2 separate regions of the Homo sapiens genome follow, and region 1 is linked to region 2. A link is a loop called in an ENCODE intact Hi-C map of the cell type or tissue named here. Cell type or tissue: mammary epithelial cell. All regions are shown on one strand. Links, peaks and the distances in the headings refer to the core of each region. The heading gives the core; the rest is flanking DNA.

Evidence for each region. Hi-C counts contacts between places; a loop is a spot of excess contacts. Peaks named below come from ENCODE experiments on the same cell type or tissue, not always from the same donor. Only the 100,000 strongest peaks of a DNase experiment are listed, where the experiment ranks them.
Region 1: it touches region 2 in a loop (4-fold over the local background); 3 of 110 quality-filtered maps call a loop at or near these places.

The regions. Positions count from the first base shown.
Region 1 is chr4:76,087,486-76,102,868 of GRCh38, forward strand. It overlaps ART3 (ADP-ribosyltransferase 3 (inactive)), which reads left to right. Exons shown (of 12, transcript NM_001130016.3): 4 at 10,159-10,191; 5 at 11,470-11,502; 6 at 12,806-12,835; 7 at 13,310-13,339; 8 at 13,505-13,534. Among named protein-coding and RNA genes, the nearest start is that of ART3, 20 kb to the left of the region's middle. RefSeq lists an enhancer at 8,055-8,556. In mammary epithelial cell, for the core only: no CTCF peak of the experiment used is centred there; DNase peaks (open chromatin) are centred at 3,746 and 8,246; H3K27ac peaks cover 264 bases.
Region 2 is chr4:75,888,414-75,903,796 of GRCh38, forward strand. It overlaps PPEF2 (protein phosphatase with EF-hand domain 2), which reads right to left and starts at 14,039. Exons shown (of 17, transcript NM_006239.3): 1 at 13,817-14,039; 2 at 7,858-7,970; 3 at 3,438-3,565; 4 at 3,235-3,292; 5 at 1,544-1,719. The coding sequence starts at 7,912. LOC105377285 (a long non-coding RNA gene) reads left to right here. Exons shown (of 2, transcript XR_938895.3): 2 at 1-51. In mammary epithelial cell, for the core only: CTCF peaks have their summits at 4,252 and 7,522 (motif pointing right); no DNase peak of the experiment used is centred there.

The DNA of each region.
Region 1 (15,383 bases), core at 3,561-11,560, 200 kb after region 2:
ATGTAGTGAGAATCTTGTTCCATTGTGACTGGATATAACTGAGCCTTTGGATTAAAAAAAGACAATGTTTCTAAAAGGGGTAAAAAAAATTTTTACTGCGTTACGTTTAGTGTGCTAAACATAGTCCCACAATGTTTTAAACTTGCCTGTGATTTCCAAGATAAATATATATTGTGAGTTTTTCAAAAACTAGTTAGCTGAAAACTTTGTTCGTTAGGAAGCAGAGAGAATATCAACATCTCTTTAGATAATATAGTTCCTGGTGGTCATAGACATTAATCTTGGTATTAATCCAAGCTGATGTGAGTGAAAAGGAGTAACAGAAACCTTTCTCCTTCCTCAATAGAAAATTAGCCCAGGTTAACTAACTTTTATGCTATTTTTCTAGAAAATGCGATAAAGTTGAAATGTTAGCTGTATAATCAAGCTACATCCATTATCATTAAAAATTACTCCATTGGGGCTGGGTGCAGTGGTGTGTGCCTGTAGACCCAACTACTGGGGAGGCTGAGGCAAGAGGATCCCTTGACCCGAGGGATTCAGGTGCAGCCTGGGCAACATAATGAGACACCCATCTCTTAAAAAAATTACTCCATTGGAAAATTATACCTCAATTGGGAGGACGGTGAATGAATTATAAATACCTGGTGGGAAGCCATGGCTTTGGGGCTCCCTGCACCCTACAGGGCAAATATACTAGGTTTATAGGAAGAAAATTTATATGCAGAGAAATAGTAGAGCACATATCATCCCCTGAACTCTCTTTTTTTTTTTTTACTGAACAGAGTAGGCAGAGATTATCTGGCATTTTGGTCAATGTTTCCATAGAGAGAGGCGTGCCTGTATAATGCTCTACATAATTTATAGAGTAAGAGGGCCAGGGAATATTGTTCCCTGGCTGGAAAGTAGCCTTGATAGAAAGGAGGAGCCTGTAGACTCCAGTGGCTAGTAGTATTATTTTGTAGAGTTTACTGAGACCTGTTGAGCCAGCTCTCTGCTAAGCCATCAAAAGGGGGAAAGAAGGTGAGCCTACAGGACTATCCAGATTTATTTGTTATAAATCTACCCCAGCCCTTGTGTGCTTATTAAATGTTAAGTATCTCCATTGGTTCTGATTGGCACCTTTCTTTAGCATTTCCTGGGAGTAGCAAAGTTTCTGTACTGTTGTCTGGGATTGTCTAAGATTGAGACATCAATAAGATCCATGTCTCTAGGCCTAATAGGAAGTGACATATCCAACACCATAAGAAATTCGTACTTCTAAACAGTGGCTGAAATGTCCCTGAATGCTATAGCAAATTCACCAGGCTGCCAAGGAATATTTTTAAATTTCAAAACAGACACCGCCATACTTGATATTTGTCAGACACTGGGTGAACTACTAGCTTGAGGTGGAACTCAGTTTCAAAGTTACATGTTATATCATAGTACATTCTGTTTGATGACATCATAAATTTGCAAAGCTGGATCTTTTTAGCAATTGTTGTAATGAAACCAAGTATATGTGAAAATCAATGTGGCATTTATCAATACCCCAAATTAATAAATATTTATATCTTAACACCTTAGTAAACATTTGAAAAAATAGCACATACTTTTTAAAAGTACTATTATTTTATTCTTAACAATAATTACTTGCTAATGGGATGTGTTTGCTTTTTGGACATTCACAGCTTCTCAGACCCTGGAATCAGATTGTGTACTATCTCATTTCCTGTTCCACACTGATTTTCACATATACTTGCTTTTTGCGACAACAATTGCTAAAAAGACCTACCTTGCAAATGATATGGTTTGGATCTGTGTTCCTACTCAAATCTCATGTTCAGTTGTAATCTCCAATGTTGGAGATGGGGCCTGGAAGGAGGTGATTGGATCATGGGGGCTGTTTCTAATTATTTAGCACCGTCCCCTTTGTGCTGTTATCATGATAGAGTTCTCACAACATCTGGTTGTTTAAAAATGTGTAGCATCTTCCCCCTCTCCCTCTTCCTCTTGCTCTGGCCATGTAAGACGAGCCTGCTTCCCCTTCACCTTATGCCATGAGTGTAAGTTTCCTGAGGCCTCCCCTGCCACGCTTCCTGTACAGCCTGCCGAATCATGAGCCAATCAAAACTCCTTTCTTTATAAATTACCCAGTCTCAGATATTTCTTTATAGCAGTGGGAGAACAGATATATGTCATCAAACAGTTTGTAACATGATATAACCTGTAGCTTTAAAACTGAGTTCTACCTCAAGCTAGTAGTTCACACGGTGTCTGACAGATATCAAGCCTGGCTGTGTTTTTCTTGAAATTTAAAATATTCTTTGGAGGCTGGGCGCGGTGGCTCACGTCTGTAATCCCAGCACTTTGGGAGGCCGAGGCGGGCAGATCACGGGGTCAGGTGTTCGAGACCAGCCTGGCCAACATGGTGAAACCCCGTCTCTACTAAAAATACAAAAATTAGCCAGGCATGGTGGTGGGTACCTGTAGTCCCAGCTACTCGGGAGGCTGAGGCAGGAGAATCACTTGAACCTGGGAGGCAGAGGTTGCAGTGAGCTGAGATTGCGCCATTGCACTCCAGCCTGGGTGACAAGAGTGAAACTCCATCTTAAAATAAATAAATAAATAAAAATATTCTTTGGTAGCCCTGTGAACACCTCAGCCACTGTTTAGAAAAACCACAGATCTAATGGCAGGTCAGCCACATGTTTGTGAAAGTGGATTAGGTTTTAGTAGCCAGGTTTGGCCCTTTATTGGAGGTAAGATTTCCATATGACAGTGGAGCTTTCGAGAGTTCGTCCAGCCTTATGGGAATTTAGTTCAGAGAGAACGTATTGCATAATAAGATACTGGTTTAGTGAATCATGACTTTTCTTTCGATAAGACAGTCTGTCTCAATTAGGCCCAGTTAACAGGCTAGCAGTAACAGCCCTGCAGAAAGAGGAAGTCCTCGTGACCTACAAATTCTGACGTAGCCTTGTTGCCAGAGATTCTAATCAGCTGTGAGTATAGTCATTGACATTTGTAATTTCTTTGGATCTGAAAGAGATAGGGAACTTGTGGGAGGGCTTTATTTACTCTTGTCCAGACTGCGTCTAATGTTTCTAACTGTAGACTTCTCTGCTAACATGACAGCCATGTAATCTCCAGTATTTAACAAGTCAGGGATGTGGAGGGCTTCTTTTGGTAGGGAACTAGAGACCAGATCCAAAACCTAGTCCTGTCCTGTTCATCCCATCCTCATAATTAAGAAAAAAAAATTTAATAGCTTTACTGAGTTATAATTGATATGCAATAAACTGCACATAAAGTAAAATTTAGTAAGTTTTGATATATGTATATGCCAATGAAATCATCACTACAATCAAGACAATGAGCATTTTACATTTGTTGCTTACAAAAGTTTCATTCCTCTTTGCAATTCCTTTCTCCTCCCTTTCCCTGTTTCCCAGTCCCCCCAGGCATCTACTAATGTACTTGCTGTCACTACAGATTAGTTGGCACTGTCTAGAGTTTCATTCAAATCTTATCATACAGTATATTCTCTTTTTTGCCTGGCTTCTTTCACTCGGCATAATTGTTTTGAGATTCATCTGTGTTGTTGCATGTATCAATAGTTTATTTATGCTGTTGTAGAATAGTGGATATAACACAGTTTACTTGTCTATTCACCTGTTGATGAGTACGTGGGTTGTTTCCAGTCCTTGGCTATTACAAATAAAACTTCTGTGAACATGTATATACAAGTCTTTGTATGGACATATGCTTTCATTACACTTGAGTAAATGCCTAGGAATGCATTGGCTGGATTATATGATAGGTATATGTGTAACTTTGGAAGAAGCTGCCAAATGGTTTTCCAGAGTACCTGTACCATTTTACATTCTCACCAGGAGTGTATAAGAGTTCTAGCTATACCACATTCTTGCCGACACTTGATAGATGTCTTTTTAACAGTTCTAAATAGATATGTGGTGGTATTTTATTGTAGTTTTAATTTGCATGTTCCTAATGAGTAATAATGTTGAGCATCTTTTCACATACTTATTTGCCATTTGTATATATTTACTGAAACACCTGCTCAAAGATTTTTGTCCACTTTTAATGAGGTTGTTTTCTTATCTTTTGAGAATTATTTATGTATTGTAGGTACGAGGTTTTTGTCTGATATGTGATTTGCAAATATTTTCTCTGAATTTGTAGCTTATCTTTTTTTTTTTTTTTTTTTTGAGACAGAGTCTCGCTCTGTCACCCAGGCTGGAGTACAGTGGCACAATTTTGGCTCACTGCAACCTCTGCTTCCTGGGTTCAAGCAATTCTCCTGCCTCAGTCTCCCAAGTAGCTGGGACTACAGGCATGTGCCATCACGCCTGGCTAATTTTTTGTATTTTTAGTAGAGACAGGGTTTCACCATGTTGGCCAGGCTGGCCTTGAACTCCTGACCTGAAGTGATCCACCTGCCTCAGCCTCCCAAAGTGCTGGGATTATAGGTGTGAGCCACTGTGCCTGGTGATTTATCTTTATTCCAGTATCATATATTGATCACTATAGCTATATAATAAACCTCAAAACCAGGTAGTGTTCATTGTATTCTTTTCTTGCAAAGTTGTTTTGGTGATTATATGTTCTTTATGCTTCCATATGAATTTTAGAATCACCTTGTCAATTTCTACAATTTCTGCTTGGATTTTGATTAAGCTTGCCTTGCATTTATAGATCAATATGAGAAGAGTTTTAAAAAATATACTTTTCCAACTCATGAACACAGCATAACATCTCCATTTATTTAGGTCTTAATTTCTGTCAGCTGTATCCAAATAGTGTTCAGTGTGTAAGGCTTTTCCATCTTTCGTCAGATTTACCTTTAAGTGTTGTATGTATGAAAAGTTTATTTCACCTTCAGTTTTGAAAGCTGTTTTCACTGGGTATAGAATTCTAGATTGATCTTTTTTTTGTCTTTTAGTAGTTTACAAATTTACTGTTCCTCTGTTGTTTTACTTAAATTGCTTCTGACAAAAAAATCTGCTGTGCTCCTCATTTCTGCTCCTCTTTATTTAGCTCCCCTGCTCCCCACTGGCTGCTTTTAAGACTTTGTGTTTATCATACTTATTTGGACCAATTTGATTATGATGTAACTTAGTGTCATTTTTTTTTCATGTATCTTGTGCTTGGAGTTCATTGAACTTATGGATTTGTAGGTTCATAGTTTTCATCATATTTGGAAAGTTGTGACTACTGTTTGTGCAAATATTTTTTCACCCCTCTCTTCTTCCTTTAGGGATTCTGTTTATATGTATATTAAACTGCTTGAGGTTGTCCCCAGCTCAATGAAACTCTAATGTTTCTTGTTATTAGTATTTTTCTCTGTTTCATTTTTAGATGTTTTCTATTGTTTTGTATATTTCAGTACTTCATTGCTGCCATAACAAATTACCACAAATTTAATGGTTTAAAACAACACATCTAGATTTATTATCATAAAATTCTGTATTTCAGAAGCCTGACATAAGTCTTGCTGAGCTGAAATTAAGGTGTTGGTAGGGCTGCATTCCTTCCCAGGAGCTTAGGCAAGAATCTGTTTTCTTGCTTTTTCCAGCTTCCAGAGGTTACCTGCATTCCTTGGTTTGTGGCCTCCTTCATCCATCTTCAGTCAGAAACAGCATGTTGATGGCCAGGTGTGGTGGCTCATGCCTGTAATCTCAGCACTTTGGGAGGCTGAGGCAGGAGGATCACTTGAGTTCAGGAGTTTGAGACCAGCCTGGGCAACATAGCGAGACCCTGTCTCTACAAAAAATAAAATAAAAAAAGTATCCAGGCATGGTGGCATGCATCTGTAGTTCCAGCTGCCTGTGATGGGCTGAGATGGGAGGATTGCTTGAGCCCAAGAGTTGATGTTGCAGTGAGCCACGACTGCGCCACTGTGCACTCCAGCCTAAGTGACAGAGGGAGACCCTGAGACCCCATCTCAAAAAAGAAAGAAACAGCATGTTGAGTCCTCCGCACCTCGCATCTCTCTGATCATCTCTTCTACTTCTTGTTTTTTCCACTTTTAAGAATTTATGTTATTAGATTGAGCTCACCTGGAAAATCCAAGATAATTGCCCCACCTGAAGGCCAGCTAATTAACAACATTATTTGCATCTTCAACCATTGTTCTCTTTTGCCATGTAAAATAACATATTCACAGGTTCTGGGGATAGGATGTAGACCTCTTTAAGAAGGGTATTATTCTGCATACCACAGTATGTCAAGTTTGCTAATCTTTTTTCTTCAGTGTCTAGTTTGTCAGTAATTCTATCTGGTGTATTTTTCATCTCAGAATTTTTATCTCTAGAAATTCAATTTGGGTCTTTTTATATTTTCCACGTCTCTACTTAACACCTGTTAGTAGTAATGACATACACTACTGAATGTATCCCCCCCAAAATTCATATGTTGAAGCCCTAATCCTCACTGTGATGGTATTTGGAGGTTGGGCCTTCAAGAAGTAATTAGGTTTAGATTAGGTTTTGATTAGGTCATGAGGGCTGGGAGTACCCATGACGGGGCTAATGTCCTTATAAGAAGAGGAAAGGAGACCATAGCTTTGTTCTTTCTCTGACATAATGAGGATATAGTGAGAAGGTGGCTATCTGCAAGCCAAGAAGAAAGCCTTTACCAGAAATTGAACCTGCCATTACCTTGATCTTGGATTTCCCAGCTCTGGAATTATGAGAAATAAAAATCTGTTGTTTAAGCCATCCAGTCAGGGTATTTTGTGTGGCAGCTGGAGGTAAGACAACACCTTTAACTATTTTTTGGACACATGGAATACAGTTGTAATGACTACTTTAATTTACTTTTCTGATAATACTAACATTTGTGTCAGCTCTGGGTTAGTTTCATTAGATTGAGTTCTCTTGTCATGATGAATTGTATTTTCCTGCTTCTTTGCTGGTAGTTTTTGATTGGGTGCCAGATGCTGTGAATTTTACCTTGTTGTGTGCATGGTAATTTTATATTTCTAAAAATATTCTTGAGCTTTGTTCTGGTACATAGTTAATTTACTTTAGAACAGTTTGATTGTTTTAGGGCTTATTCTTCAGATTTTCTAGGCAGAACCAGAGACACTTTAATCCAGGGCTCATTATTTCTCACTGCTGAGGCTGTACCCTTCTCAATACTCTACCTAATGCCTGTGAATTATAAGGTTTTCCAGCCTGGTTGATGGGAATAGACACTATTCTTGACCTTGTGGGTTCTTTCTCTGGCCTTGGGTAGTTTTCTAACACATATAATCTGATCAGCACTCCACTGAATACTTGAGGGAAACCCTTTGCAGATCTCTGGAGTTCTCTGTTTGTGCCACTCCTTTCTCTCTGGTACTCTGTCTATAAAAATTGAATTATCTTGGTATATTCTTTCTGGAAAAATTTTAAACTACTTAAGGGTTGGTAAGTTAAATTTTTCTGGGAATTTGTCCATTTGCCTTTGTATTTCAAATTAGTAGGCATAAAGCTGTTCATAATATTCTCATATCTTTTTACATCTGCTGAATCTGTTGTTAGGTTTCCTTTTTCATTCCTTATATATTTATGCCTCTTCTTTTATTTCTGGACCAATTCTCTTATCCATTTTTAACCCTGCTATTTCTTTAGAAACTCAAAATAGTTTGATTACTGCTATTGAAAATGCTAAACAGAAGATTAAATCCAGAGTTTAAATAGGGAGGAGAAATGCAATCTTAACAAAATGACTCTGTGTTAAACATTAAAGAGGCCAGTACAGTGGCTCATGCTTGTAATCTCAGCACTTTAGGAGGATGAGGCAGGTGGATCATCCAAGGTCAGGAGTTCAAGACCAGCCTCGCCAACATGGTGAAACCCTGCCTCTATTAAAAATACAAAAATTAGCTGGATGTGGTGGTGGGTGCCTGTAATTTCAGCTACTTAGGAGGCTGAGGCAGGAGAATTGCTTGAACCCAGGAGGCGGAGGTTGCAGTGAGCCGAGATCGTGCCACTGCACTCCAGCCTGGGTGACAGAGCGAGACTCCATCTCAAAAAGAAAAAATAATAATAAATAAAGATACCCATTCTTTTCTATTCAGGAGGCCTTCAAAAATTTTGTGCATAAAAATCACTTGGAGTGCTTATTTAAAATGCAGATCACAAGGCATCCCCCTCTAGAAAGTATGTAGCAATAATAGTCCTGGCTATGGTCCTGGAATTTGCCTTTTTAATAAGCACCCAGGTGATTCTGAAGTATGTGGCTGGAAAACTACACTTTGAGAAACATGCTCTAACTTGTGCTACAGACAAAAGGCTTTTAAAATCCCCCTGGTGCCTGGTCCCCAGGCTGCACCTTTCAACTTACATCTGTAGCTTTCTTATCCACAATTCCCCTCACCTTCACCTTACCCTCAAATAAGCCCTCTGGATGAGGCTTGTACTCACTCATCTCCTGCTGAGACAACATTTTTTTTTTTCTTTTGAGACAGAGTTTTGCTCTTGTCACCCAGGCTGGGGTGCAGTGGCGCAATCTTGGCTCACTGCAAACTCTGCCTCCCATGTTCAAGTGATTCTCCAGCCTCAGCCTCCCGACTAGCTGGGATTATAGGCACGCACCATCACGCTGGACTAATTTTTGTATTTTTAGTGGAGACGGGGTTTCACCATGTTGGCCAGGCTGGTGTCTAACTCCTGACCTCAGGTGATCCACCCGCCCTTGGTCTCCCAAAGTGCTGAGATTACAGGTGTGAGCCACCATACCCTGAGACAACATTTTGTAATAATCTCTAGAACCAATTTTTAAATTTCTAGTCTAGTCAAATGCCTGAGTTTAGCCTCAGGGCACTGTCCAGATTCTAACACATCTGTTATTTCCTGGACCAGTAGAAAGTGGACCAAATCACCTGGGTTTTTGGTTCAGACACTCACTACAAATGGAGCAGGACTTGAGAGCAGATTATAGAAGTATATATCTTTTTTAGGAGCCAGGCCTCTCTAGGGATTCTCCTATTGTAGGTAAAGAGGCTCCTCCTCAGGTAGCTGAACTTCCAGATTAGATTAGTGTGTTCGCCAGGTATGAAGTAGAGACCACGAGGCATCTAGACCTTTGTTATGCATTCTGGTAGGCCTTCCGTATGGCTCATACTGCACCCAATCTGTATACTGTCTCACTAACCTTCTTACCTTACTGCTGTTGGCTGGTAGATTCCCCTTTCTGTCAAGTCTCAGGGGAATCACTGCAGTGCTGACAACTTTTTCTAGGGCATCACCAGTGAGAGCATCTAGGGCCTTTCAAAAAGTACTGTCAGATGCCACGTTCTGTTCTCCAAATATTGTGGATTTCCTCATATACAAATGAATATTCTGGGGCATGCCAACCCGTTTTCTTTATATGAATGTGAAGGATCTTTGTTCAAATGTTAAAGGATGTTGAAGGTCTGATTGAGATTCTTCTTCTTCAAAGGATAGGAATTGTTGTAGTAGAGGGATAGGTTTGCTGTTGAGGACGTTTAGTATCTGAAGAGAGGATTAATTGGACAGGTAAATTTTCTCCTAAATTTTGCCGACTAATTATAGAATAGAATGATAAGGTATTAGCCCTGGATGGGCCCTTGAAAGTCATTTGAAGCAGTCTCCTAGTAAAAGATACAGATAAGAAAACTGAATTCCGGAAAGCTTAGGTGTTTTGTCAGAGGTCATATGGCTGTTTGGTGGCTGTACTATAAATACTAAAATATAATTGTTCTGCAATTTTTTTAAATAATTGAGATAGGGTCTCACTCTGTCACCCAGGCTGGAGTGTAGTAGCATGATCACAGCTCACTGCAGCTTCAACCTCCTGGGCTCAAGCGATCCTCCCACCTGACCCTCCTGAGTAGCTGGGACTACAGGTGTGTGCCACCATGCCTGGCTAATTTAAAAAAAAAAATTGTAGAAATGGGGTCTCCCTATGTTGCCCAGGCTGGTCTTGAACTCCTGGGCTGAAGCGATCCTCCTGCATCAGCCTTTCGAAATGCTGGGGTTACAGGCATGAGCCACCATGCCCAGCCTGCAATTTGCATCTTACTAATTATGAGTCTGATAAACCAGGAGCTGACAGATTAGGTTACCAACAGCCATAGATTAATTGAAATATTTACTAGGGTATATTATGTCTAACTAATAAAGCTTTATCTTTGTGTTTCAGGACTAAAAACCGAAAACTGTATTGAGAACCTAGGTAAGATAGCTTTAAAGTCTTATCCCTATAATAGGAATTTTATCAGTTACTTCTCATAGCTATGGGTCAGAGCTACCCCACCACTGTACTGTCGTTCTGTCAAACATCATTTTCTCAAGGCTAAATTGTGCTACTACTGCTAGTACCTTTTCAGGTGGAGAGCCTAGGAGCCTTTGCTGCCAGTCCCCACTGCCACCCTCATCCCCACCCCAAGACTTGCCTGTGGCTCTTCTCTCAGACACTGCATTGGCCTGGGCATGAAGGGAACACGCCACTGTCATCTGAGCCTGACCTTATAGGAGTTTAAGGACTCCTTAATTCCCCTACATCTTCAGCCATTTCCCACTTGACTCCTATGCAAAGAGCTAGCTCCTGTTCCTGTATTTTGTTATCTTAGGAAATAACATTTGGGAGACCAATGAAGGAATGGCATGAATATAGGTCGAGGAAGGAGGAGAATGGGATGACAGAAGGGTAATGCGGTAGATTTTAACTTCCTCGGGGAAAAATAAGAGGATGTGACCAAAAAAAAAAAAAAAAATCTTTCTTAGAGGACTATGGGAAAGATTTGGGAAGGCAGACAGAAAATTCTAAGAGTATTAAGGAACAGCATTATCAAAGAGGCCTAATAAATTTGAATTAAAGATACCAAAAATGCCTTTGGATTAAGACATGCTCTGGGTGGATCCTTTTGAAGATTTCCTCATTAAAAAGTTTAAAAACATACCAAAGGTATCAGAAGAGAGAGAAAAAAAGTTCAAAAGCAAGGTTCTGTTTCTAGCTGTTTTTCTGGCTAGCTTTCCTGTGAATTTTTTTTTCATGTAACTTAAATGAATCCACATCCAGAGGCTGAGGCGGGTGGATTGCTTAAGGTCAGGAGTTTGAGGCCAGCCTGGGCAACATGTGAAACTGGCTCTACTAAAAATACAAAAATTAGCCAGGTGTGGTGGCAGGCGCCTGTAATCCTAGCTACTTGGGCGGCTGAAGCAAGAGAATTGCTTGAAACCCGGGAGGCAGAGGTTGCAGTGAGCCGGGATCGTGCCACTGCACTCCAGCCTGGGCGACAAAGCAAGACTCTTGTCTCAAAAAAATAAAAGTGAATTCACATCCATTTGTCTTTGAATTGAAATTTTATATCTGTTATAGTAACTGTATTTTTATGTTTCTTAAATATAAGCCAACACAATCTTTATTTTTAATGAACATTTAAAAATAGACTGATCCTGACATTCACATCTGAGCATAGTACCATGTAATGAAAACATGTCTGTATTTCAGAATATTTTCAACCCATCTATGTCTACAACCCTGGTGAGTATGTTCTAATTTTTAAAAATAATCTTGGTTGGGCATGGTGGCTCACGCCTGTAATCCCAGCGCTTTGGAAGGCCGAGGTGAGTGGATCACTTGAGCCCAGGAGTTTGAGACCAGCCTGGGCAACATGGCGGAACCCCATCTCTACAAAAAATACAAAACTTAGCCAGGCATGGTGGTGTGCACCTGTAGTCCCAGCTACTTGGGAGGCTGAGGCAGGAGGATCACTTGAGTCTGGGAGGCAGAGGTTGCAGTGAGCCAAGATTGCACCCACTGCACTCCAGCCTGGGTGACAGGGTGAAACTCTGTCTCCAAAGTTAATAATAATAATCCTTACCTGGATGTTTAATAGCTCTTTCTTGTTTAGCAAATGTATTTCTTAGCTGAAGAAAATTTGCAGATATAAAGCAGTGACTTGGCCTATATGAGAGGAAAAAAATAAAGAACCTATTCTAGGGAAATATACCTTCCTCAAATAAGAGAATTGGCTTCGTGGAGATCTGAACAATATGGAAATTTTCCGGGGAATACGGGTGGTGAGAATGAAGAGCTAGAGTCATTCTTGACCAGTTATGAGGGCTTCTTAGGTATAGCTCTGTATTCAGTCATTGAAATGAACCTGTGTGACTCCAAATACTCAGACAAAAATACAAAACTCAGCATGTTTGCATCTCTCAAATATGCAGATGCTTGATGTTTACTATGATTTAACTAAAATATGTAGGTGATTAGATGCTCTTAAAGTTTCCACTGAAGGATATATGGCCCAAATCATTTCTTTGCACATAAGTTCCTTATCATGTGTTTGGCTCATGTGGCTACAATAAATTTTTCTTTGTTGAAAAGAGAAGAGGTTCCAGCCTTTTTAAAACATGCAATTTATTTCATGTTTGGGAAAATACTTCCTGTCCTGATAGAAGTGAAGCACTTTATGCCTTGAAGACTTGCTTAGCAGCCCTTCTTTTTATTGTTCCGTTGCAGTCACAGGTTCTACTGATCACTTCCCAGGGACTTTAGCTGACTCTTCAACAAAGACATTTTCTCGGCTCCTTGAGATCCCTGGTAGACAAGCTATTTGTAATGACTTTTCTTAATAGTAGGGGCAGAGAATGTTCCAGCTCATTAGCCAAGGTACATTTAGACTGTGACCGACAACTTAAGTTTAGTAGGGTAGTTTCCTGGACGTATCAAATGGTTCTTTATAGTCATATTTCCTGAAAATAATTTTGCTGTAGCAATAGTAACTGCCAGTTCTTTTGTTCCATTGTTAAAACTGATGAACTTCTTTTCTGTGACTCAGGTGAGAAAAACCAGAAGCTTGAAGACCATAGTAAGACATTTTTATAAATTCTGGGGGCTTGGCCAGGCGTGGTGGCTTATGCCTGTAATCCCAGCACTTTGGGAGGCCGAGGCGGGAGGATCATGAGGTCAGGAGATTGAGACCATCCTGGCCAACATAGTAAAACCCCATCTTTACTAAAAATACAAAAATTAGCTGGGCGTGGTGGCACATGCCTGTAGTCCCAGCTACTCGGGAGGCTGAGGCAGGAGAATCCCTTGAACCAGGGAGCTGGAGGTTGCAGTGAGCTGAGATCGTGCCACAGCACTGTAGCCTGGAAACAGAGCGAGGCTCCGTCTCAAAAAAAAAAAAAAAAAAATTCTGGGGGCTTGCATTTTGCAAGATACCTCCCTTTACAGGTGGGAATATTTTCATATTTCTTGCAAATAATTTTGCTGTAGCTGTAGTAACTGCCAATTCTTTTGTTCCTTCGTTAAAACTGATGAGCTTCTTTTTGTGACTCAGGTGAGAAAAACTGGAAGCTTGAAGACCATGGTAAGACATTTTTTATAAATTCTGGGGGCTTACATTTTACAAGATACCTCCCTTTACAGGTGGGAATATTTTCATATTTACTGAAAATAATTTTGCTGTAGCTATAGTAACTGCCAATTCTTTTGTTCCATTGTTAAAACTGATAAGCTTCTTTTTGTAACTCAGGTGAGAAAAACCAGAAGCTTGAAGACCATGGTAAGACATTTATGTAAATTCTGGGGGCTTACATTTTGCAATATATCTCCCTTTACATGTGGGAACAGGGAAGAATGTCGTGGTAAGAAAAGTGGGAGGAAGGCAGAGCTCACCTTAGCTTACTGGTTTGGTATATTAGAGACTCTCCTGGGTTTCAGGTAGAATTCTTTAGAAAAATGACATAGCAGCTCTGTTTCTCCTGTCTAACAATCTTTAGGTCATCCCACCAAATAGAGGAAGGTGTGACTAATTATTCCCCACATTCTTGTGACCTCTAGGATATTGGGCAGGGCATAACAAATATTGTTTTTTCTAAATTAAAATGACTATTCTTTGTATTTATTTCTGTCACCAGCAATCTGATTAATATATGCCATTAGCTATATCCATTTGATTATTTAGTACATTCCAAGTGTAACTTATCCTCAAGTATTTGTTTTTGTTTTATTTTTAATATTACTCAAATGGCCGGGCGGGGTGGCTCACGCCTATAATCCCAGCACTTTGGGAGGCCAAAGTGGGCGGATCACGAGATCAGCCTGGCCAACATAGTGAAACCCCATCTCCACTAAAAATACAAAAATTAGCCGGGCATGGTGGCACACGCCTGTAGTCTCAGCTACTCAGGAGGCTGAGTCAGGAGAATCACTTGAACCTGGGAGGTGGAGGTTGCAGTGAGCCGAGATCGCGCCACTGCACTCTAGCCTGGGTGACAGAGTGAGACTCCATCTTGGAAAAAAAAAATTACTCAGATGTCCTCAAGGATACCGGGACAGGAACAGTCTCATAAATTACTGGCGAGATTATAAATTGGAACTTTTTTGGAGAGCAATTTAGTAGTATGTATTACTAGTCTTAAAAATGTTTGTACCTTTTGACTCGGTTATAACACTTTTGGATATTTGTCCCAAGGAAATTAGAGATGAACACAAAGATTTGTGTACAAAAATGCCTATCACAGTGTTATGGTAGTGTCAAAAGACAAAATTACAACAAATTTAAAGAGATCAATTGGCTTTATTTGAGATTCTAGAATTGGGCAACACTTTATTCCATAGAATAAGCATTCATTGAGCTGAGCACAGAAGTTTGGCTTTAAAGACAGAGAAGAGCCAAAGAAAGTGGAAGCAAAGAACAGAGTATATTAATTACTTTTAGACAGAACAGTAGAAAAATAACTGATTAGTTAACATCAGTTTATTTCAGGCTACCTTTTTTGTGTGTAAGGATTGAAGCATCGGGAACTTCATTTATCAAGCTGATTGAAGATTTTAAAATGGCCAATTTGGGAAATTCTGTTATTTCTTTCTCCTGATTTCTTAGAAGTTCAGACAACTTAGTTTAGATGATGTGGAACTTTAGCATGGGTGACTCCATTTCGATTTTTAGTCTGGTCTGTTGGGGCCTTCTGCAGAAACTTAGTCTGAAGCAATGGCCTCCTATAATTTTTATTTGACAGTAGCAAAAATTTAGAAACAACCTGTGTCCAACCATTGGGTATTGTTAAATAAAATATTACCTATATTATGAAACACTAAGCAACTTAAAAATCATGTTTTCAAAACCATCTAAAGATAGAAGAAAGTACTCTTAATACAATGGTAAATAATTGGATATAGAACTGCATATAGAGTATAATATTAACTTTTAAAAATGTATATGTATATATATGTATGCATAGCAAAATGATTGAAATACACCAGAAATGTTAAGAATGAGTAGAGTATTTCCGAGATCTGCAGTTTTAAGAGAACTTTAATTTTTAATAATTTTCTGTATTTTTCCAAATTATCTATAACGTATTATATAGTTAGGAAGCATATTTTATATATTACATATAATGCCAATT
Region 2 (15,383 bases), core at 4,089-12,088:
CCCATCACCTAAGACCCCAAAAGTAACCCCAGTAAACTGCTCCTGGGACTATGCACGGATTCTTTCTTTATCACTCAACTTCTGCCCTTGTTTCTGCTTCTCATCATTCCCACTTGCCCCCCCTGCAAATATTGAGCTACTTTTCTCTTTCCTTTCTACTCTATTAAATGCTTCCTTGCCTTTAGCATGGGAAGACCATGTGATTGTTTCAGTAAAGTATGACTAAGTGCAGGTGTGTTGATGGTACTTAGTGATCCTGTCATTACTGGAATATATCAGCTCAGCTCCTCCTGCAATGAGTTACATTCATGTGGAAGAGGGGAAGGATTGAATTCTGATATAGAGCCAGAAGCTGACTATCTCGCTACCTCTACCCTACCATCAGAGTTCCAAGCCACTGTCATCTTTCGCTTGGACGATTGCAGTAGTCTCTTGACTGGTCACCCTACTTTGGCCCTTGCCGCCTACACTGTCTTAACACAGCAACCAGAATGATTATTTTAAAAAACAAGTCAGGGCTGGGTATGATGGCTCACGCCTGTAATCCCAGCACTTTGGGAGGCTGAGGTAGGCAGATCATGAGGTCAGGAGATCGAGACCATCCTGGCTAACATGGTGAAACTCCATCTCTACTAAAAATATAAAAAAATTAGCCGGGTGTGGTGGCGGGTGCCTGCAGTGGCAGTTACTCAGGAGGGTGAGGCAGGAGAGTCGCTTGAACCCAGGAAGCGGATGTTGCAGTGAGCCGAGATCGCGCCACTGTACTCCAGCCTGGATGACAGAGCGAGACTCTGTCTCAAAAAAACAAAACAAAAAAACAAGTCAGATTATGTCATTCCTATGTCTGCTGTCTCCCTGTCTCTTTTGGAAGAATAAAAGTCCACCCCCTCACCTCCATTACTCTTCCCCTGGCTCCCTCTTCTCCAGCCACAGTGGCCTCCCGAGGTTCGTGAACAGTCCAGGCAAGTTTCTGCTTCAGGGCTTTTCCATGTGTTCCTCCCTCTACCTGGAACGCTCTTTCTCCGGCGCATTCCTCACCACCTTAGATCTTTGCTCAGAAATCACCTTCCCAGACAACTCTATAAAATTGCTATTTCTTCCATCCATAACTTAGTTTATTCTTTTCCATAGCTCTCATCGCCTTCTAATATACTGCATAATTGTCTTATTTATTGTTATTTATTGTTCATTGTCTGCCTCCCCGATGGAATGCCAGCCCCATAAGGGCAGAGATTTTATCTGTTTTGTTCACTGCTGTATCCTCAGTGCCCAGAGCAATGTGGGGCACACAGCAGTGCTCAGTAGTTATGTGTGGGATGAATGAACAATGAGAGATTATGTGATTAGGAAGAAAAGCTGTCAATCATCAGAACTGGCTGATTGACTGCAAGGTCCTGGCTAAGCACAGCAGGGGTAGAATCTCTCTAGTGGACACATGACATGAACACCCTAAATCTGGGGCCATTCTTTCTGTGCTGGGTTTCGTCTCCCTTCACACATTTCATGGAGTTGGTAGTGACCCAGGTTCCCCAGGTGAGCTTACTTGTTTCAGTCTGAATGCTTCTACCAGGGCAGTTGCATGGTCAGGCAGGAGTGGGAAGGAGAGGCGTGGCCCCGTGTAACTGTCGGGTACCTCTATGGATTCATAGTCACTGCATTTCTTCATCTCGGAGTCCTGGGCGAATCTGTCCTCAGTGAATATGCGGGTCAGGAAGTCCCCTAGTCCAGATAGAAAAGGTGGATCAGCTTATGATCATCTGATCATGCAGTCTGTGGGCACTATAGAATAGTCCTTGGCTGGGCACGGTGGCTCTCTAATCCCAGAAATTTGCGGGGCCAAGGAGGGAGGATTGCTTGAGCCCAGGAGTTTGAGAACAGCCTAGGCAACATAGGGAAACCTTGCCTCTACAAAAAAAATTTAAAAATTTAGCCAGCCATGGTGTCACACACCTGTAGTTCCAGCTACTCAAGAGGCTGAGATGGGAGGATCACATAAGCCTGGGATGCAGAGGTTTCAATGAGCAGAGATGATACTACTGCACTCCAGCCTGAACGATAGAGTGAGACCCTGTCTCAAAAAAAAAAAAAAAAAGTCCTTCCCTGGACTATTGAAGCAGGACATGGTTAATCTGGCTTCAGCTTCAGCTCCAGCACAGAAGAGGAAAAAGGAAGGAGAAAGTGACAACAGTCTAGGATGGGCAGGAGGAAAAAGTCATGCTTTCTACTTTTATTCTAAAAGATCAAGATTTGTCAGACTTAGAGAGTACAGAAATTTAGGGACCTGGATTTGCAAGCAGAAGGAAAGGGGAAAGCCAGTGTGGAAAAATCACAGGTATTTATGTTGCATTTAGTGAGCGCAACAGGTGCATCAGACCTGGCAGTGCCTTCCAGCAGCTTCCAGCTGCCAGCATTGGCATCTCCAGACTGAGGACTTATTTCCTGGATCCGGATGGCAGGCCAGAAATGCTATGGAATTAACAACCTCCTGGCTTGGCTCAGTGGTTCACGCTTGTAATGCCAGCACTTTGGGAGGCCGAGGCAGGTGGATCGCTTGAGGCCAGGAGTTCAAGACCAGCCTGGTTAACATGGTGAAAGCCCATCTCTACTAAACATATAAAAAATCAGCCAGGTGTGTTGGTGCACACCTGTAATCCCAGCTACTTGGGTATCTGAGGTTCAATCACTTGAACCCGGGAGGTAGAGGTTGCAGTGAGCCAAGATCATGCCACTGCACTCCAGCCTGGGTCACAGAACGAGACTCTGTCTCAAAAAAAAAAAAGAAAAGAAAAGAAAAGAAAAAGCCTCCTTCCTATACTTCTCTCCCACCTCCCCAGCCGCTTTCAACCAATGACTCCTGGAGTTGACACAGAAAAACTCCAGTTCCCTTTGCCTGCAGGGGGTATAATTCTGAGGCTTGCGTTTTGCACTGTTTCCTAGGCACACTGAGTTGCTGGACTGGCTGCGATTCCTTTCCTGAATCCCTTCCCCACTCCCTCCCACCCCCAGGGTTTCTTGAACTTAATAAATGAATTCCTTGCGTCCAAACTCTTGTCTCCAGGTGTGTGTTCAGGAGAACCTGGCATAAAACCCCAGTCTGCCATTTACTCCTCAGCCCCTTGCTTATTCCCTGGCTGTCACCAGATTCACGGTTTCACTCCCTGTGCATCCCCCACCTCACCGTGTAATCTATGGCCTTGCGACAGGAGGACATGACATGTGGCAGTTCATACTCACTGTCGTTGTGGCTGCTGGGGATGAAGTGATCCATGAGATAGCTGAAGAAGTCATGGAGCTGCAGAAGAACCCAAGGAGACGTGGCTTTAGAGGTGAGCGAAAAGAGAACCCACAAGTAGTCCAGTTGGCCTCACTTTAGGAGCACCCGAGCCCTGCTGCCCAAGGGAGAGCAGGAGGCGGCTCCGTCCCACATCTCATTGTACCTTGACTTGGTCTTGCTGCCCAGCATATTCTATAGACTGGAAGATGCTCCAGGTGCAACGCCGCCTCATCTCCAGGCGGGCCACGTAGCGCCGGTACCATCTCTGGATCAGGGCTGCTGCCTTGAAGGCTATGACACCGATGGAGAAGCAAGCCTGTGAGCTCGGACTCCCTGGGCCAGGGGTTTGGGGGTAGGGAGAGGAAGCTGCTCAGCCCTCTCCCACTGTATATGTGAGGACAAGATGGAGCAGAAGCACTACCCATTGACGCCCATAGGAAGTATTTCCCTTTCTGCTGGCAATAGTGCTTTTCCCCATTTCCTGCCCCTCCCCTTCATTCCTGCCTGATGGTTATACTCATATCACTGTAGGTTGATTAGAATTCCCATGTATTGATGAAAACATTTCTGTATAGGGATGAAAAGGTTGGACTGCCAGGATTCCGAGAAGGAGATGTAAACTCATGAGATTGCAAGGATGCAGCATCCCTGACAGGTTATAATGCGGGGGTGGGGTGGACATTTTGATATTGTGACAATAGACTGGATGTCAGGACACCTGGGATCTAGACCTAGAACTGCCCTGACAAGCTCTGTGGTTTCAGACAAGTCATCTGGGGCCTCAATGTCCTCATCTGGAAAAGGGGCGGGGCCAGATGAAGACTAGGAAAAGCAAACAATAAACGAATACTCAAATGAATGCATCATACGATGTCAGGGGGTAGCAACTGTGTCCCAGCTCCCATGCTTGCCATCCCCAGTTCCATGATATCCCTACAGGCTTTAAGCACCCCCGTCATAAGATAGACAGCACTGACCATGCAGTCCCCCACATGGCCACTGGGCCTCTCATTTTTGCCAGGACCTGTGCTAGGTGACCAGGTAGGGCAGGTTAGGGTGTGGAGTTTCATTCTTTATATAAGGTTTAGGACCTGTGTGGTCAAGTATTGTTGCCAGAGAAGGGAACAGCTGTCCACATAACTAGATTCTTTTTAAGCTCCAAGGCTTAGATACACTGCTGGTGATGAATGGACTATTTGTGGATAAAGCTGGATTAGAAATCCTGCAGGCTGGATTAGAAATCCTGCAGGCTGACTCAGGTCAACCTCATAAAGAGTAGACAGATTGATTTAATATGTTTCGTTTGCATTAGACAGATAATAGAATTCTTGCTGATTTCCCTAAGAGGAAAGATGATGGTGACATGGGAAAAGAGAAGCTGGGAGGAACTTAAACAAAGATAAATTTGATTTCCTATGAAAAAAATTCATACTACTAGTATTTCTCAAAGGCACTCACTAAATAGTAAGCGATGAGGTTGAACCCCACTGACTGACTTCTGTAAAACCATGTTCAGAATAGTGAATGAGGCTGGGCGTGGTGGCTCACACCTATAATCCTAACACTTTGGGAGGCTGAGGCTGGTGGATCACCTGAGGTGAGGAGTTCAAGACCAGCCTGGCCAATATGGTGAAACCTCATCTCTACTAAAAATACAAAAATTAGCTGGGCATGGTGGCAGGCATCTGTAATCCCAGCTACTTGGGAGCCTGAGGTAGGAGAATCATTTGAACCTGGGAGGCAGAGGTTGCAGTGAGCCGAGATCGTACCACTGCACTTTAGCCTGGGCTAGAGACTCTGACACACACACACACACACACACTCACACACAAAAGAGAATAGTGAATGAAAGGTCCAGGGCTGGTGCTACAGATTCTTTAGAGATTCCTGGTAAACATGCAGGTTGCTACACCTCACCCTGGACCTGTAACATCAGAATCTCTACCGCTGGAATCCAGGAAGGAATCTGAAGGTTTAACAAGCTCCATACATAATTCATACTTGTGCTAAAGTTTAAGGACCACTGAAGAAGATCATGGACATCAATGTTGTCTGCTAACACCTTGCCCTGAGCATTCTATGGCCAGTGCTGCCAATGATGAGACATACGTATTACATCCTCAGTCTTGCTTTGGCTACTCAGGCAGCAGAAGTGGGCAACACCTTTCATTCTCCCTCTTTTTTTCTTCCTCCCGGTTGACTATCTGGTAGGGTGTGGTGGGGAGCTGGCTTGCTTTCAATTGAGATGGGCTCTGGGAAGTGCAGGATCTTTTAATATCCTTTATCCCATCATGTATTTTTAATAGCACAATGCAAAAATGTATAGGCCCCTCTTACTTGGGCCATGTGTAAACTAAATTATTAGGGTACAAGTTACAAATACACCTGGGCTGTAAAAACTCTACATATAACAACACTGTGAGAAAATTGTGAACCAAGGCAATGCACAGTAGGGTATGGGAGAATAGGTAAATTATTTAAGAAAGATAGAACAGAGAATTTTTTTGATGGTTACCCTCTTATTTTTATTATCTTTGTCAAGAATATTTATGTCTCTATATACAACACTGATTTAAAGGAAAAAAATGATGCCTCTAGGAAGAAGTACCTTTCTGTAATGGAAGTATAAGCTTGCCAAAAGGTGCAATAAAAACTTAATGAATTATGACATCCCTTTAAGGAAAATAGAGAGCCTAATATCGACTTCCAATAAGAAATGGCATGCTTAAGCAGATGTAGGACTCCCTCACACTCCAACACATTAAGAAAAGCTGCATAAAATAAGCTAAATTTCTTTTTAACCAATAGTTGAAATCAAAAGCATTGAAGGGAGATCTCCGGGTGCCAGAAATGAAGACGGAACCCATAGCCAAAGGCAGTTAGAGGCACTGAAGTCAGGCAGGCCCCAGGGGAATCTCAACCAGACACATGTCTCAGGAGCTGGGGTTTAACACCTGTATGGGGATGAGAGTGAGTTCCTGGGTTCTGTGCATGGCAGGGAGTGGTAACTGGACTGTCTGTGAAAAGGCAGGAGCTGGGGAAGTTTCTGTACCTTGCGTGATCTAATAAATCTCTGCCTACCGGCCCCTGTGGTAGCAGGAGCTGAGCTGACCTAGAACTCAGTGAGATAGAAAGTCTCAGCCTGTGGCGTGTGTGGGTTGAATTCGTGTTATTCACAAGATAAGGAAACCCTGAGCTGAAGCTAATTCCAAAATTGGTCCAAACAAGTGACAAACTGGGAAAAAATATTTGCAATTTATATCACAGTTGATATCCCTACCATATTAGAAATGATTTCACTCGGTCACCCAGGCTGGAGGGCAGTGGCATGATCATAGCTCACTGTAGGCTTGAACTCCTGTGCTCAAGCAATCCTCCCACCTCAGGCTCCTGAGTGTCTAGGACTACAGAGGTGCTCGCCACCACACCCAGCTAATTAATTTTTTTTTTTTTTTTTTTGCTGGGCATGGTGGCTCACTTCTGTAATCCCAGCACTTTGGGAGGCCGAGGCGGGCAGATCACCTGAGGTCAGGAGTTCGAGACCAGCCTGGTCAACATGGTGAAGCCCCGTCTCTACTAAAAATTCAAAAAATTAGCCGGGCATGGTGGCACCCGCCTGTAATCCCAGCTACTTGGGAGGCTGAGGCAGGAGAATCGCTTGAACCCAGGAGGCGGAGGTTGCAGTGAGCCGAGATTGTGCCATTGCAATCCAGCCTGGGCCACAGAGGGAAACTCGGTCTCAAAAACAAAAAAAAATTTTTTAGGTTGGGCACGGTGGCTCACGCCTGTAATCCCAGCACTTTGGGAAGCCGAGGCAGGCGGATCACCTGAAGTGAGAGTTCAAGACAAGCCTGGTCAACATGGTGAAACCCAGTGTCTACAAAAAACACAAAAATTAGCCAGGCGTGGTCGCGGGCGCCTGAAATCCCAGCTACTCGGGAGGCTGAGGCAGGAGAATCGCTTGAACCCAGGAAGAGGAGTTTGCAGTGAGTAGAGATCGTGCCACTGCACTCCAGCCTGGGCGACAGAGCAAGACTCCGCCTCAAAAAAAAAAAATTTTTTTTTTGTAGAGATAGGATCCTTGATCTGTCGTCCAGGCTGGTTTCAAACTCCTGGGCCCAGGTGAGATTCTCTCATCTCAGCCTTCTAAAGTGCTGGGATTACAGGTGTGACCCACAACTCCTGGCCTATTGTTTTAAAAAAAAAATTGTTAGATTGGCCACTAGAGGGAGCTCATGCTTCCTTCTTCCCACCTCATGACCTTTGGACGTGCTCTACCCTCTGCCTGGAATGTGTTTCATCCCCTCTTTGCCCAACCTTATTTCATTCATTTGTACCTGGGTAGTTTGGGATCAACCCCAATGGACAACACTAACTTCCTGAGCGAATGTTAATTCTGTCAAATATACTTCAACTGGACATTTTGGTGGGCATGTCACAAGGAGGAGAAGCTGACCTCTAAGAGCTGGCCTGAGGAGAAATTTAAGGGTTTTTCTGCTTCTACCCTCAGAACCCCCAACCCTCTCCATGCAATATGGGCTTTGTGGTACCCACAGCTGGTTTGGAAAGTGGGAAACACGTACCTCTCTCTGCATTCTGGAAAGCAAAATGATGTTGGGTGGAGGTGCCGCTTCCCATAGTTTAAGCGCAATGCTCCTGCAGGACGCAGCAGATCCAGAGGACAGTGAGCTGTTTGCTGACAAAATGAAGAGAGAATCTGTAATAGGAGATGCAGGCAGAGTATTAAATCGGGTGGGCCAAATTGTCTATGAATCATGTGAGAGTATCCTCTCCACCTCTCCAGTCTAAGTGCACAAGATGTTCCTCCCCTGAGAGTTCCCTCCATTTGTCATTCCCTAGGTCTCCCGTTTTCAACCTTTCCACTGCCTTTTCCTTTCAGTCTAGAAACATACTGAAATCTCTTATTTTGCATTCTCAAAGCAATTCATCCGCCACCTCCTCCTCCCTTGACCTCCTATATTCCTCTAACTGTCACCCAACCTCTCTTGTCTTCTCATCCAGATTTATCTCAAGGGTAGACTACAGTTTTCTCTTTACTTCCTCTCAAAATCACCTTTTTCATCCTCACTATTGATCAAAGCCTTTCCTGATGCCTCTAATGTCTTCATCTTTTCAGTCCTTACCTTGCCAGAACAGCAAGGCCATCTGTCTCCATAGGCCACACCTTTCTTTCTTTCTTTCTTTCTTTTTTGAGACAGAGTCTTTCTCTGTCACCCAGGCTGGAGTAGTGCAGTGGCACAATCTTGGCTCCCTGCGAGCTCCGCCTCCTGGGTTCACGCCATTCTCACCCCCTCAGCCTCCCGGTTAATTTTGTTTTTGCATTTTTAGTAGAGACGGGGTTTCGCTGTGTTAGCCAGGATGGTCTCTATCTCCTGACCTTGTGATCCGCTTGCCTCGGCCTCCCAAAGTGCTGGGATTACAGGCGTGAGCCACTGCGCCTGGCCAGGCCACACCTTTATTTCAATTCTACACCTTGAGCTTCTGTGATACTAAACTCTTATGTTTACTCCCATCTTCCTGACTACTTACTGTCTCTGCTTCTTGAGCTCATTTTCCTCTGTCTGTCCCTTATATGTTGATTTTTATTTGCATTCTAGTCTCAAATATCTGTTGATCTCACGTGGTATATGCTCCCTGGCTGGTTTAATTAACTCTCACATTTTCAGCTATCACTTCCTACCTCTTAGATCTCTGTCTCCATCCCAGATGATCCCTAAACTTCAGCCCCACATATTCAGCTCCCTGCTAAACACTTTGATTGGGGTGTCTCAGACTCCAAACAGAACCCATCTTCCAGGCCATGTGCAGTGGCTCATGTCTGTAATCCCAGCACTTTGGGAGGCCAAGGTGGGCTGATCACTTGAGACCAGCCTGGCCAACATGGTGAAACCTCATCTCTCCTAAAAATACAAAAGAATTAGCTGGGTGTGGTGGTGCACACTTGTAATCCCAGCTACTTGGGAGGCTGAGGCAGGAGAATGGCTTGAACCTGGGAGGCAGAGGTTGCAGTGAGCCAAGATGTGTAACCACTGCACTCCAGCCTGGGCGACAGAGCAAGACTCTGCCTAAAACAACAACAACAACAACAAATCTTCCCCAAAAGCCTCGTCTGCCGAGACCAGCTCAGTCAGGGAGACCCTAACCCAGCGGTGCTAGAGGAATTAAAGACACACACACAGAAATATAGAGGTGCGAAGTGGGAAATCAGGTGTCTCACAGCCTTCAGAGCTGAGAGCCCTGAACAGAGATTTACCCACGTATTTATTACCAGCAAGCCAGTCATTAGCATTGTTTCTGTATATATTCGATTAACTAAAAGTATCCCTTATGGGAAACGAAGGGATGGGCCGAATTAAAGGAATAAGTTGGGCTAGTTAACTGCAGCAGGAGCATGTCCTTAAGGCACAGATCACTCATGCTATTGTTTGTGGCCTAAGAATGCCTTTAAGCGGTTTTCTGCCCTGGGCGGGCCAGATGTTCCCTGCCCTCATTCTGGAAAGCCCACCACCTTCCAGCATGGGCGTTATGGCCATGATGAACATGTCACAGTGCTGCAGAGATTTTGTTTATGGCCAGTTTTGGGGCCAGTTTACGGCCAGATTTTGGGGGGCTTGTTCCCAACATTCGTCTCTCTTCTCTCCTTTCTTCAAACTCTGTGCTTTAACTACCATGACCTCTGTGTTTCTGCTCTTACCTGGAATGTTCTTTCTATCCCACTTCTCTTAAGCTGGCTAACTTTATTCATTGCTAAAGGCTCACTTTAAGTATCACCTTCCTTAAAGAAGCCAGCTTGACCTGCTCCTCCTCTGAGCTCCTGAATATCCTGTTCACATTTCCATCACTGCAATACCATATTACAGTCTTTAATCTTGTATCTCTCTACTATTAGACTGTGAGTTCCTTCAGAGAAAGACTGTAAGCAAATTCATCATTTTATCCCCAGGATTTAGCACAGTGCCTGACATGTAGTAGGGATTCCATAAATATTAACTGAATAAACTTTATGCCTTATTTATTTTTTGCTGACACATAATAATTATACATATTTATGGGATACAATGTGATATTCTGATACATGTATACATTGTGTGATCAAAGCATAGTAATTGGCATATCCATCACCTTAAACATTTATTATTTCTTTGTTATGAGGACATTCAAAATTCTCTCTTCTAGCTATTTGAAATATACAATGCATTATTGTTAGATATAGTCATGGTACTGTACAATGGAGTGCCAGAACTTATTCCTTCTATCTAACTGTAACATTGTACCTGTTAATCAACTTTCCTCATCTCCTGCTTCCTTCTATTTTCCCCAGTCTCTAGTAATCATTACTCTATGCTCAACTTCCATGATCTCAACTTTTTTAGCTCCCACATATGAGTGAGATCACGCAGTATTTGTCTTTCTGTGCCTGGCTTATTTCACTTAACATAATGTCCTCCAGGTTCACCCATATTGTCACACAGAACAGGATTTCATCCTTTTTATGGCTGAATAGTATTCCACTGTACATATATACTACATTTTCTTCATCCATTCATCCACTGATGGGCATACAGGTTGATTCTATGTCTTGGCTATTGTGAATAATGTTACAATAAACATGAGTATGCAATTGTCTCTTCAAAATACTGATTTTGCTTCCTTTGGATATACACCCAAAGTGTAGTGGGATTGCTGGATCATTATGCCATATTTCTTTTTATACAACAAAGATGACACTTTCTCTAGTTCTTCTTCAGGAGGTAATGTGAGATGTACTGACTTAACATCAAGAGCGAATCCCACTTCTTTTACTCTTTTCTCTACCTCATTTCTACCCCACTCTCCTCCGCTATTTTTGAAGGTTGTGATACTGGGGATTATCAAAGAGTTGTTGTCTTTTTCTCTGAAAATCAAAATTAAAGTCTTACCTTGCTTATGTTGGCTAGTTTATTTTGAATAAACAACCAGAGGAAAAAAGACTGTGATCTCTTTTTGTGTGCAAAATGGTTCCTAGTTCTATGAGATGTCATGATACCAGAATCTGAGTTTGGGGTAAAGTGAGAAGCCATCATGTCCAAACCAACAAAACTGCTCCTAAATATTTGCACAGTTTTAGAACTAGAAGGGACTTCAGCAATGATTCTGCTTGTCAATGACTCACAAGTTGCTTTGATACATTGGTAACTTGCCTGCATAGCCAAGTTGTGTATTTAAGAGTGTTTGATGTGGGTGAGAATTTTTGTTCACCTTCTCACTCAATTTTGGGCACTTAAGCTCTCAGAGACTCAGTTTTCTCATCTATGTATCTTCAAGGATCATAAATGATATATTTAAAGTGCTTTCTATACAATAAAACCTCAATATATGTTGATGGACTGAATCTGATGTCATATTTATTTTAAAATATCAACAACCAAAAATATGTTCTTGGAGGCAGTAAAAGGCATACTATTTCAATGCTGCATGAATCAGCAGGATGGATACTGATTATTGCTGGGTCAAAGATTTTTATTAAATAAATCCTCTTTTGCCCTTAGGCAACTTTTTTTCTCATGAATTTATAAATTCAAAAATGGTGGCAGAATAAGATGACCTACAAAGAATTTATTGGAGATAGAAATATAGCATTGCCTAGAGTAAGGAAGTTGATATCTATCATGGGCCAATAAACTATTTAGAACAACCACAAGAGATGAAAGAAATGAAGTCTCCCATTAGGTAGTTGTAACTAACTCTTGGTGACCTTTTGTCACCAAGGACAAAAAGGATATGTTTTCCTATGTCATGTGGAAGGGGAAAAGGGGTACCTAGCTACCATTATAACAGCAAAGGCACATGTGATCCCTGCCTTGGGGCTCCCTGGTCTCATCTGTTTCTCTGTTATTTATGGATAATGGTAACGTCATTACAGGGTTGTTAGGAGTGTGAAGTGAGGTTATATATGAGGAGTACTTTGCAAATGTTTGTCATCGTCATGAAAAACATAGATAAGGAATTTTCTTAAATGACATCCTCAAAAATCTCTTAAAGTTCTTCTCCTCCTCAGATAAAAAGCACCTTAAATAATTATCAGTAAAGAATCAACAAAATACATCATGATGCTTTAAAAACAATGGAATGTATTCCACCATGACAAAGAACAAGGCAAGTCGATATGTAATCATATGAAAACGGCCCCAAGATATATTGTTACATGAAGAAAAGCAAATTCCAGAAGAGCACGCCTAGTGTGATATCATCTGTATAAAAAAAGTCAGTAAGTATATAAAAATGAAAGACTATACACCAAGCTATTAACAGTAATTACCTCTGGAGAAAGAGGTTGGGTGAGAGATTTCCATTTTTAACTTATATACTTCTATTACAGCTTTTGTAATTAAAAATCAATAAATGATATTTTTCTAAAATTTTTACACATAAGAAAAATTAGAAAGTGGCTCTGACTAAATAGGTATCCCATATGGCTGCTTAAGAGAAGAAGATGGAGTCATCTACGGACAAGCAGAGAACATTCTAGAAATCAATAAGAAAAATGGCTGGGTGCCGTGGCTCATGCCTGTAATCCCAGCACTTTGGGAGGCTGAGGCGGTTGGATCCCCTGAGCTCAGGAGTTCGAGACCAGCCTAGCCAAGATGGTGAAATCCTATCTCTACTAAAAATACAAAAATTAGCTGGGCATGGTGGCACATGCCTATAATACCAGCTACACTATTTGGGAGGCTGAGGCAGGAGAATCGCTTGAACCTGGGAGGTGGAAGTTGTAGTGAGCCAAGATTTCGCCACTACACTCCAGCCTGGGTGACAGAGCGAGACTCCACCTCAAAAAAAAAAAAAGGAAATGAACAGAAAGGGGAAGTAGAATAATTCTCAAGGGAAAAACTAAAAATGTGAAAACTTCATAAGGTCAGCCACAGAAAACGAGCTTGAGGGAGCCCGAGATTGTTGAATCAGCACCTTTGGTAATCACCAGCTGTCTTCTCCCCCTGATGATTTCCCAAGCTGAGCCATCTCTCCAGGTGATGAGTACATCCACCCAACGTGGGTGAGACCCCTTCTCCTTCTAGAATTTGACTTAGCATCATCAATGCCTCACATTATCATGAAAAACAAAAATTAGCTAGGGGTGGTAGTGCAGCATGCCTGTGGTTCCAGCTACTCAGGAGGCTGAAGTGAGAAGACTGCTTGAGCCCAGGAGTTCGAGGCTGTAGTGTGCTATGATTGCACTTATGAACAGCCACTGCACTCCAGTCTGGGCAACATAGTGAGACTCTGTCTCTTAGGTGGAAAAAAAAAGTGTTTATCTGTCCACTAAGTGAGCCCAAGAAATCCAGGGCAGAATGGTCACCCAGCACTTGAAGATCTCATCACACAGATAGCAAAGACCCCATCTGGATGAGTTGATAGATAACAGAGGAGCTGTCTTTGACCTTTGTCTCAAAACAACTCTGTATTTATTTCCTAGGTAAAAACATAAGTGTCGCCCTCCTGTTCTCACCCATTTCTACTTTAGGCTAGACAGAAAGTTCTTACCTTCTTTGCTGGGTTTTTTATTTACCATGAGACACAACAAGGCAGAAATCTCTTTAACATGCAGGCGTGATCCCCATCCTGTCTTCAGAGTTGGCTGAGGGATCCCAGGCTGATCTGATTTCTTTCAGACCTACAGAGCCCATAAAGAAGGTGCAGCCCTAGTCTGCCATGTCTTCTTCCTGAAAAGCAATGGTGACATTCACAGCCCTGGCCAAGTATTCACAGTGACAGGAAGGAAAGTTCAGGCTTCTTGCCTCGAAGGAGTAGGCACCCCCTGACGTCAGTCAGATCAGGCCCCCAAGGAAGATTTGAAGGGGGCGACTGCATAGTCGGGGTATCTCCCATATACCCAAGGAGATGGGTTTCTCTAACAGCACCCACGTCAGTCCTAAATCTTCTTACTCTCCTGGATTAGAAGACTGTGTTTCCCAGGCCACATCTGAGAAGCCTGAGCTCCTTAGCCCTGAAATAGCAGAGTGCTGACAAGACACAGGGGCCTAGGGGCTCTGGAGTCCAAGGGGAGTCCTCAGCAGAAGACACATAGGAGGCATTCTTTGTTGGGGCTGGCTTTTCTGTTTGCAAAGCCTGCTTGAAATATCCTGCCCTTTCTATGGACACTTTCCTTAGGATATAACCTAATCTGTGGTTAATCACTATTCTTGGACAACTTACTTTTTCAGTTAATCTAAGATGCTCGTGTGTGTGTTCTGGTAGGTACTAAATGCACCATGGAAATTCTCAAAGAAAGTGATATTCTGTTTGTCTATATCTAGTAGGTCAAGTTTGTTCATTATTATTATTATTATTATTATTATTTTGAGACAGTCTTGCTCTGTCGCCCAGACTGGAGTGCAGTGGCACAATCTCAGCTCACTGTAACCTCTGCCTCCTGGGTTCAGGCAATTCTCATGCCTCAGCATCCCGAGTAGCTGGGATTACAGGCACCCCCGCTGCCATGGCCAGCTAGTCTTTCTATTTTTAGTAGAGACAGGGTTTCTCCATGTTGGCCAGGCTGGTCTCCAACTCCTGGCCTCAAGTGATCTGCCCACCTCAGCCTCCCAAAGTGCTGGGATTACAGGTGTGAGCCTCCACACCCGGCCTAAATTTGTTAATTATATTAATTCAGATCCTCTTTATCTTTGTTTATTCTTCCTGATCTGACCATCTTTGAAAGAGGTATTTTGAAGATTTCTATGACAAGTACAGATTTAGCAAATTCTCCTTGTATTTGAGTCTTTGCATTACACGTTTTGAAGCTATATAATTAGATATTAAATTTAAACCATGTAAAATTGCCATCGGCAACTGTGTAATTACACATGAAGCCGTATTGTCATTTAACTGTCTTGGTAGAGGGTGACATAAAAATTAAATATCACTCTGCCTTTTAAAATTCTTTTTGCATTTGATTCTCTTTTGTCTGATATTAACATTTTCACATTAGCTTAGTTTTTGTTAGTGGCTGACTGCTAACATTCTTTCTCCAAGTTGACTAAAAGACTGATAAAATCCTGTATTACTGAGAGTATGAGAAAAAGGACCCTCTCCATATACTATTGCTGGGATC